Linked DNA regions of Homo sapiens: region 1 is linked to region 2. The links are chromatin contacts, found by Hi-C or POLR2A ChIA-PET in ENCODE. All regions are on one chromosome and are shown on one strand. Each heading gives the region's core, a stretch centred on a gene start or an enhancer-like site at or near the end of the contact. The rest is flanking DNA. Distances are from core to core; before and after follow the strand shown. Region 1 has its middle 560 kb from the start of IGFBP3. Region 2 has its middle 450 kb from the start of IGFBP3.

What was found. A loop is a pair of places that touch in the nucleus more often than their neighbours do. ChIA-PET counts read pairs that join two places held with the same protein, here RNA polymerase II (POLR2A). Pooled maps may share reads with other maps.
Region 1: a loop to region 2 is called in a pooled map, with 2.3 times the contacts of the local background. The contact joins two enhancer-like sites. A Hi-C loop is called at or near these places in 3 of 168 maps with a recorded cell type or tissue (Calu3, PC-3 and astrocyte of the cerebellum) and 2 of 50 pooled maps. POLR2A ChIA-PET finds 5 or more read pairs at or near these places in 1 of 52 experiments (GM12878).

The regions. Positions count from the first base shown.
Region 1 is chr7:46,483,646-46,488,737 of GRCh38, reverse strand. No RefSeq gene overlaps it. Among named protein-coding and RNA genes, the nearest start is that of IGFBP3, 560 kb to the right of the region's middle. Within about 2 kb of position 2,842, at least 3 of the 41 ENCODE cell types and tissues checked have a DNase peak (open chromatin) inside an H3K27ac peak, as active enhancers do; they include PC-3, where a contact is called at or near this core.
Region 2 is chr7:46,366,801-46,371,819 of GRCh38, reverse strand. No RefSeq gene overlaps it. Among named protein-coding and RNA genes, the nearest start is that of IGFBP3, 450 kb to the right of the region's middle. Within about 2 kb of position 1,724, at least 2 of the 41 ENCODE cell types and tissues checked have a DNase peak (open chromatin) inside an H3K27ac peak, as active enhancers do; they include PC-3, where a contact is called at or near this core.

The DNA.
Region 1 (5,092 bases), core at 1,593-4,092, 120 kb before region 2:
CTCTCATAAATCAAGAAGAATTTTCCAAAAACAGAATGTTGGAGGCTATGATCTGTGAGTTGAGAAGCTTTACATGGGTCCCTGGCAAAATTTAGAACGGGATCTTCATGTGGTTTTGTTTGGGACAGAAAATATATATTAAAGTGATACCAGCAGCTTGCACAAATTAACTCTTAGAGAGACAGGAAAGTACTACTGTGCTTTCTAAACCAGCAGATAAAAGGACTGTCACAGATGTTGAATCATTCATTTTACAGGTTTTTAAACACAGAATTTTGGAACATCTCAGGGGTAAAATGGGCAGGATGCTAGCTCCGTTATTTGCTTTTATGTATGTTGAGATATTAAACCATACAATGATGACAATGGTGATGATAGTGAAAGGAAGGGGGCCATGCCAACACACTGTAGCTCTGCCATGGCTCAGTTCCCACTTGAAATGTTCTGTCATTGGAGAAGATAATCATATTGCTAAATTTAAGGTGACAGAATGATGAGAGATCCAGTAAGATGATCCCAGCTTCAAATGTCAAAATCATTAAAATTGAGAGATTAAAGAAAGAATAGAAATACTCGCAATTAAGTCTAATAAAGCTAAAGGTGAAGTTTCTTCTTAATATTTTAAAATTCCAAAGCACATATTTTCTACATGTAAGCAGATAATCAATCAATATTTCAATATTTTTCTTTCTTTCTTTTTTTTTTTTTTTTTGAGACAAAGTCTTGCTGTCACCCAGGCTGAAGTGCAGTGGTATGATCTCTGCTCACTGCAGCCTCTGCCTCCTGGGTTCAAACAATTATCCTGCCTCAGCCTACTGAGTAGCTGGGATTACAGGCATGTGTGCCACCACACCCAGCCAATTTTTGTAATTTTACTAGAGATGGAGTTTCACCATGTTTTCCAGGATGGTCTCGAACTCCTGACCTCAACTGATCCACCTGCCCCAGCCTCCCAAAGTGCTGGGATTACAGGTGTGAGCCACCATACCTGGCCATCAATCAATATTTCTTAAATTAATACATAAATAAATGCATGAGTGGGCAGAAGGATAGATGAATTTCACATTCTGTGTGAAGAAGAGTTTACTTGACAGTAATTTATACTTAAAAATACAAATGCAGGAGTCATGAAATCAAAGCTGGGGTTCCCTCACAAACCATCTAGTGTCTCTATGGGAGTTCTTCCACTGGGAGAACTGAGGTAAGGTGCCCATGGCCTCCCAGCCAGTAAAGAACACATCTGAGCTCAAAGAGGTGCTGTTTGCCTTTACACCCGGCAGGTAAGAAGAGCAGAGTCAAAGACAAAAGGAGGAATGAGGGAGCCTTGAAAGATTAAATTTCAGAATTAGTCATGACTGGCTACTGATGGTCATGTTCCCTTCCATGCATATCACTTGCTTTTACTGTTTGAAAATTCTCCACATGTATCACCTCATCTCCGAGTCCAAAGATAACCTGAATAGGTGATCTGGACATCAGTTAAAAGGTAAGGAGATGAACATCTTTCTTTATGGACATTTGGATCTTAATATGTTTGTAAAGCATGCAAACATCTTTTAAGCTCTGTGTTCTGCACCCTTGAGAAGATGTCTGTATTGCAGTGGTTCTGAAACTGTGGTAGCCACATCAGCAGCATCAGCAGCTCCTGGGTGCTGGTGAGTAACACGAGTTTTCAGGCCCCACCCGAGACCTAGTGAGTCAGAACCTCAGGACTGGGCCCAGCAGCCTGCGTTGTGTCAAGACTTCCAGCTCATTCTAAGGCACACTCAAGTCAGAGAACCACTGTTGTGTTATTGGTGCAAACATCCCAACAGAGAAAGTTAGACATACAATTTATGAAGACGTGGAAGAATAAGAGATGTCAAGGTATCTGTAAAGGAAGAATAAAATCTTATTTAGATTGTTAAAGCCCAGCAAATATGTAGTGTTTAATTGACATCCAGGAAGGTTGAGTCATTTGTCAAAGTTCACACAGCCTCCTAGGAGTTTAAATCATTATGAGTTTAAAAAGACATTTAGAATGACTACTGAGAATAAAAATGAAAAAGGACAACAAAAAATATTAAATAGGAAGCGATTCCAAATGCTAGGAATTGCTAAAAGAAGCTAGAGAGGAATTTATCTGTCAAAGCAATGCAGTTTGCTTTTTTCCACCCTGCAGTACTAAATCATGCTTTTAATTCAATAATGGCATGTAAGAATAAGCTCATTAAATGAGTTAAACTTTTGTGACCCTGAAAACTAGTTTTCTGCATGTTGAATCTGTTGAGAGCACAGCTGAGACCCATCTTCTACCATCTCTGTTGACATTTTTATCAGGTAAGAGGTCACTATGGTAATTATAGAAGAGAAAAATATAAACAAGTGCATATTTATTGTATTTCAGATTTTATCTTCTGTGTCTTCTATCCTCATAGGATGCAACTATCTTTCACACTGATAAGAGTGGCCTTCCTCCATGTTCACTCTGTCAAATGCCTTGTCACTTCATGTTGGATGATAATGTCTATGTCCATGTGAATGAAAGATTCAGACAGGCACAGATTTCAAACTCTCAGCAATTAAGAACAAATAAATTTTGTAAGTAAGAAATCGAAATTTTTTAAAAGCTTAACATTTGTTTCACTTATTTAGAAAATATGATTTTAAGCATTTACACCCTTTTTTTAAACATTAAAAATTGCGATGAGACACACCAATGTATGAGCCTGTTTATCACGTGGCCACATAAACTCAGGAATGGAGGAAATGTGATTGATGTAAATTTATAGTAAGTGGTTAGTGACTCAGGTGGTAGGTTGATAAAAAACTACTCAGAAAAGGCAGAATGGACCTCAGGCTAACAAGGCTGGATTGTATATGTTTAAATATCTTTAAAGATAATGCATTGGCCAAAGAGTCAGGGAATTGCCATGAACACAGAGAAAAGACAGTAGTTGTGGCAGAGGCAGATAAGACAATTGACCCATGGACAGCAATTGCTACTTTGCAAAAACCACAGCTGTACTGCCCTGACCACGCTTTTTAGATTACCTGCTCTCATTTTTTTCTGATCCTGTATCTCATAAAGCCTTGCTTTTGCCAGTTTTCCAAATATGGGAAAAAAATGCCTGGTCAAACCACTGTGCATTCCAACCTGCAGGAGGATTTTTGTTTATCTTTGTGAATTAGTAACACTGGCATTGCTGTTGAGTTCATTTATTCATCCAAGTATTTCCTTAGAAAGGAGCTTCCTGGGTTTCTGAGATAGTGAGCTCCCTGGTAGGGGAGAAAGATAGCATGCAGGTGTTACTATGACTTACTTTGGAAAGCGACCCAGTGGGACACAGCCCAGGGCAATGATCTACCTGTCAAGGAGGAGGTAGTGGCACCAACTGCACTTTGGAGAAAATGACACCCTTGAGCTGGTTCTAAAATGACAAATACAGTTTGGCCAGCTTTGTGTTTTTGTTTTATTTTGCCTTAAAGGAGTAATAGGAAAGGACTTTGAGGCAGAGAAGGGGACAGAAAAGCAACCCTCTAAGTAGAGTGCCCCATGCGGGGGGTGGTGTTGGGAGAGGAAGTGTTTCCACTAGTAGCCTTCGAGTTGTGATGTGGAAACTTCCACCTGCAGTGCCCAGGGCAGGGCAGAGAAGTCAGGCTTCAGGGAACACTAGGCTCTATTCCACAGGCAGATGTCAGGAAGGAGGAAGTGAAGAGTCAGCAGAGCACTTCACTTGCTGGTAGCAGGTGGAATATGGATCGAGAGACAGCCAATGGATTGAGAGGTGGAACATGGATTGGTTGAAACAAACAATAGAAATATTGTGTGATCCACAAAGGCAATTTTAAAATTCTTTAATAGCCACAAGAAACAAGTGAAATAAATGTGATAATGTAATTTATTTAACACAATACATTCAAACTTTTGTCATTTAAAATGTCATCAGTACACAAATTTATTAATGATAGTTTACACTTACTCTTCTTGTACTTGGTGTTTGAAACCTTGCATGTATTTTACACATAAAGCATATTTTTATTTACAGATGCTAAACTCATCACAATTACTCGATCTGTGTTTAGATTTCATTAAATTTAAAGTTGAAGAGTACATTCACATGCCGGAGTTTTTCAGAGATTCTGAAAGGGTTTTTTTCTCTCTCTTTTGTTTTTTTGTTTTTCTGTTTTGAGATAGAGTCTGGCTCTGTTGCCCATGCTGGAGTGAGGCAGTGTGATCTTGGCTCACTGCAACTGCCACCTCCTGGGCTCAAGTCATCCTTCCACCTCAGCCTCCCGAGTAGCTGTGACCACAGGCACATGCCACCATGCCCAGGTAATTTTCTGTGTTTTTGATTGAGACAGGGTTTCACTATGTTGCCCAGGCTGGTCTCAAACTCCTGAGCTCAAGCAATCCAACTGCCTCGGCTTCCCAAACTGCTGGGATTACAGGCATGAGCCACCATGCTCAACCAGAGATTCTTAAGTTTTCTAACAACTGAATTCAGTATCTATATTTTCTTGATTTAATGCAATTAAATACTACTAAAACTTCAGATAACTGGTTACACCAGTCACATTTCAAGTGCTCAGTAGCAACATATGGCCATTGGCTAGTGTATTGGACAACTCAGGGATAGAGCAAAGAGACTTGGAGGATAGGATCCATTTGGAAGATTTATGTTGTAGTCACAGAAATTATGACAACAGTTTAAGCAAGGTTAATCATAGAAGAATGAATATGAGATGGAATATTGGAGAACTATTAGAAGGCATAATGGACAAACTTAGTAAGAGAGAAAGGGAGTAGTCAGGCAAGTCCCCAGGGAGCTGGTGTGAGGGAGTGAGCAAATGGTGTTCTCCCAGGAAGACTGTGTGTGCAGGAGAACACAGGAGTTGAGAGAGAAAGAACGACTTCTACTTTGGACAAAGCAATTCCAAGGAGCCCATGGTACTCTGAAGCAGACTGACCACACACAAATAGCCCTGGAGGATTAGTTATTTGAAGAGGGTTGGAAAGTAGTTATTGAACTTTGAGAGCTATCGGCAGGTGGTAGTCAAAACCCGCCAGGCTCTATGAGGTCTTTGTTGAAGTGAGTCCATCTCTGAGGTG
Region 2 (5,019 bases), core at 475-2,974:
CAAATGCTGGCAAGGATGTGAAGAAAAGAGAACACTCGTATACTGTTAGCGGGAGTGTAAATTAGTACAACCACTATGGAGAACAATTTAGGGGTTCCTCAAAACATTAAAAATAGAGCTACCATATAATCCAGCAATCTCACTGCTGGGTATATACTCAAAAGAAAAGAAATCAGTATTATTGAAGAGATATTTGCACTCCCATGTTTATTGCAGCACTATTTAGCCAAAATTTGGAAGCAACCAAGTGTCCATCAACAGGTGAATGGATAAGGAAAACGTGGTACATATACACAATGGAGTACTATTCAGACATAAAAAAAGAATGAGACCCTATCATTTGCAACGACATGGATGGAACTGGAGGTCATTATGTTACGTGAAATAAGCCAGTCACAGGAATACAAACTTAGCTTGCACTTACTTATTTCTAGGAGCCAAATAAATTAAAACAATTGAACTCATGGAGAAGGAGAGTAGAAGAATGGTTACCAGAGGCTGGGAAAGATAGTGGGTGGGTAGGGGGAAAGCAGAGATTGTTAATGGGTACAAAAATATAGTTATATAGAATGAATAAGATCTAGTATTTGATAGCACAACAGGGTAACTACAGTTAACAACAATTTATTGTACATTTTAAAAAACTAACAGAGTATAAGTGGATTGTTTGTAACATGAAGAAGGGATAAATCCTTGAGGTGATGTCTACCCCATTAAACCTGATGTAATTATTACTGATTGTATGCTTGTATCAAATATCTCATGTACCCCATAAATATATACACCTACCATGTACCCATAAAAGATAAATTTAAAAATATATAAATAAATAAATGAATAAAATAAAACTGAAAGAGTCCCAGAAGATCAGAAATGTAATTCCCCTCTTCACACACACACAAAAGGACATTATCAAGAAAATGAAAATAATCTATAGGCTAAGAAAGAATATTTGCAATTCACGTATGTGATAATGAGCCTGTATCCAGAATAAATAAAGAATTCTTACAACTCAACAAGAAGATAAACAGCCCAACTGAAAAAACGGACAGAGGATTTAAATAGACATTTATTTTATTTATCCAAACAAAATAAACAAATGGCCAATAAGCATATGAAAAGATACTCAATATCATAGTCATTAGGGAAATGCAAATCAAAACATAATGAGATATCACTTTACACCCACTAGGATAGCTATAATCAAAAAGACAAATATGAGTGTTGGCGAGGATGGAGAGAAATTGGAACACTCATATAGTGCTAGTGGGAATGTAATACAATGCAGCCAATTTGGAAAACAATTTGGCAGTTTCTCAAAAAGTTAAACATCGAGTTTCCGTATGACTCAGCAATTCCACTCCTAGAATTCCACTCAAGAGAATTAAAAACATATGTTCACAAAATAACTTGGACATGAATACTTATAACAGCATTATTCATAATCCTCAAAAAGTGAAAACAACCCAAATGTCCATTAACTGATAAATGGATAAACAAAGTATACTGTATTCATACAATAGAATATTATTAAACCATCAAAAGAAATAAAGTGCTGATGCATGCTACATTTCCACAAAAGTGCATACACTGCCTTTTGATTCACAGGCTCAGGCTTTGTCTAGAGATCTGCAGAATAAAACACCTCAAGAGGGCTCTCTATTTAGGGGATCCAGGTCCACAGACAGGTGAGGCCGTTTTTGGTCTGCTTCCCAGTCTTCAAAGGATTGATGCTCTGAAAAGTCTGACTCATGAGTATGATATTTCAGTTTTAATAGTGAGCCTTAACCGTCAATTCATTTTGCTTGCTGGATATTTCTTTAGGTAAGTTTACCAGACTAAGGCACTTTATTCCCCAGGCAAAAAGCTCTTTCTGGAGGAAGTGCTTAAAATCAACAGAATTACTTAAGAGAAGGCCACTAGTGAATACAACATGATTAAAGTAAGTTTTAGAGCAACACTCCACTACGGATTTTATTCCACAGAGTTATCTTCACTAGGAGAAATTTGATGTGCCAAACCATGTGCAGCTTTTCAAATTTTAGTACTCTAAAATTAATCATGAATTACAAGCGGGTTTAGAGAAATGGCAAATCCATTAGCATCAGGCAGAATTTAGTTTGAATGTAGTCTCTACTGTTCTGAAGCTCTATAATTTTAATTGAGCCAAGTAAACTCTGTAAGCCTAGCTCATTTTCTAAATGAGCTATTCCTGACTACTTCATTGTGTTATCATTTTATAGTGAGGAATAAATGAATTTTATACCAATAAAGTTTTTAGTATTTACTATGCCTGGTGCATAGTAAATGCTCAATAAGTGATCATAGTATTTACTATGCCTGGTGCATAGTAAATGCTCAATAAGTGATCATTTATTATTATTATCCTTTAGTTCTTCAATAGTTGGCTATAACCAACATTTATGGACCCAAGTTTTCATTCAAAATTCATTTACAGTATGAGGAACTGTGCTGAGAGTTCTAAGATGGGTTTGGGTAACAAGACAAACAGCTTCAAATATACAAACCTTCTGATAGAGCGAGGAAAAAAAATTAGTCTTCACAGTTCAATGGTAAATATAATACCACATTTCAGTAGTTCTGAAACATTAGTGTGCGTGAGAATCACCTGCAGAATGTCTTGACACAGTTTGTTTCTGATTCAGGAGGTCTGGGTTGAGGTAGGAGAATTGTGCTTCTAACAATTCCCAGATGCACATGTGGCTGGTTGGAAAGCCACATTAGGAGAACCACAATTATAAAGGAGGGACAGGAATTGCCAAGAATGACTTGGCAATATTTTTGGTATTGGAAGAAGTGTGCATGGAACTCCACAGAGATAGTGCTAAATCAGAAGATCTGGAAGAAAATCACTGTGGTATAGAAATAATTGGAGCAGAGCAGAGATAAGAGATAGGAACAGGCACAAAGGGGCCAAGGGTTTGGGCTCTCTCACACATTGTTGGACATTTAAGCTTAACGGGGAGACTTTTAAGATAGTTAAGCAGCTGCATGATGGGATACATTTGCCTGGTAGAAACGTGGCTGTAGGGCATCCCTTCACTACCACACTAGGCAGTTTGCTGTTTCTCAAAACCTCGTTCCACCTGCTTTCCTGAGCTCATGCTGTTTCTTCAGACTGAAATATGCTTCCCTCATATCTCCACATGCTCATACCCAAAAGGTATTCCTTGGATTACAGCTGATTGTCTTCTTATTTTCCAGCAATATGATGTCATATTACTTTCCTTAAAATAACAGTGTCTTTATTATGGCTTTCAGGGAGGAGAAGTCTTACATGTCCATTAACCAGGCTGTAGTGCAGCCAGCTGTCACTGAATCCTGATAACTGAAGTCTGCAGTTTTTGCCATTTTTTCTTTCTATTAATATGCTTGTCTTCTTTGAGTTTGAAATGTAAATATGAATATAAAAACAAACATGTAGTTTGTAGACACCAATCCACTATGATTCAAATGTATTTTATTATAAAGATCACAAAAATCTTTTCTTTTAAATTTATATATGGTGTGTAGATAGCCAAATAAAGAATAGTTTCCTCATCTTTATTTCATATATTATTCAAAATTCCTTTCCTATATAAAGGAAAGGGATATAATAATAAACATGCAAGTGCTTATGTGTGCAAACGAATTCATGGAATTCATGCAAGAAACCAAAGAAAAAGATCTATGGGTGAGACGGTAAAGAAGAGGTGAAAGAAACACAGACTGAAATAGAGTAGGAGGGAAGAGGAGGAGGGAGTGGCACCTCTCTGCATATACCACTTTTTTGTAACATTGACTTTTAAAATCATAGTAATGTTTCACATACTCCCACAAAACAATTAAAATTAACAAGGATGTGGGGTGAACCCCAACTGAAATATAAACACTAATAAATGAACCAAACTAGATTACAAGTAAATAGCAAAATCACATTGAAAGAGGTAAGGGGTCGGGGGAAAGAACTGACCTAAGTAACTGTGGAAAAAAAGTATTTTGAGTAGATATTCTAAGATAAAGGGGCAAAAATTAACTGTAGGCAAACATTGTACTCCAGTTAGTATAATTTTTTCTCATGTGGCAATGCATTAGCAAGTCTGAAACCACTTTCCATGTATACAAGAGTTGAATAAATAAGTATACATATCATAGATAATGAGAGACAGGATTCTCATTGTAAGAGGAGAAGTGACAAATCAGGAAAGAGGAGGCTGGAATGAAGCTTGTGGTGTTGCACTGGAGTCAGAGATGCAATTATGAACTCGTGGACTTTCAGTAAAAATACCAGTAAAAATACAGTTATATAGATACGGTAGAAAAACAGATATGAGTATGCATGGTTTAGTACACATATACATATTTCCTAGCTCTGTCCATAAAGAGGACCATGAAGCAACAATGGCCTGATAAGAATGAGCACACCTAGCACCCAGATCTTGATTTCTAAATACCACTCTCTAATAAAAGAAACCAGGACTCCTTTAAAAAGTAGTGATTGCAGCACTCAGGTAGAAGAAATATAAGATGAACCCAAAGCGTCTCCTGGTACCAGAAATTAAAGAAGTGCTCAAAAACAAAAAAGGAAAACAGGAATATGCTGGAAGGACACAGGAGCCAACCTGAAAGAGCTCCCAGTGGCTAACGCAGGAACAATTTGAGCCACATAGTAAATAAAAATAGAATTGAAATATAATCCAAAGAATAAAATACATTTTCATGAGTACATACTGATATGTAATTGAATTAATAAATTGGGAGGACAACTCGTTCTTACAAAGTAATTTCAATTAATAAACATAGAATTTATGAGGTATATGGAAAATCACCAGAAAGCAAACACTACTGTGGTAGACAAAATCCACTAATGGATGCTAAAATTAGTGGGTAAAATTTTCAGAGGAAATGAGATATTAATATGATCTCAACATACATTCCCCCAAGTATTTACTAACTATAAAAGGAAATATAATGACTTTACCATGAGGTTGCCTGGCAGATACCCTCTTAACTAAGTGA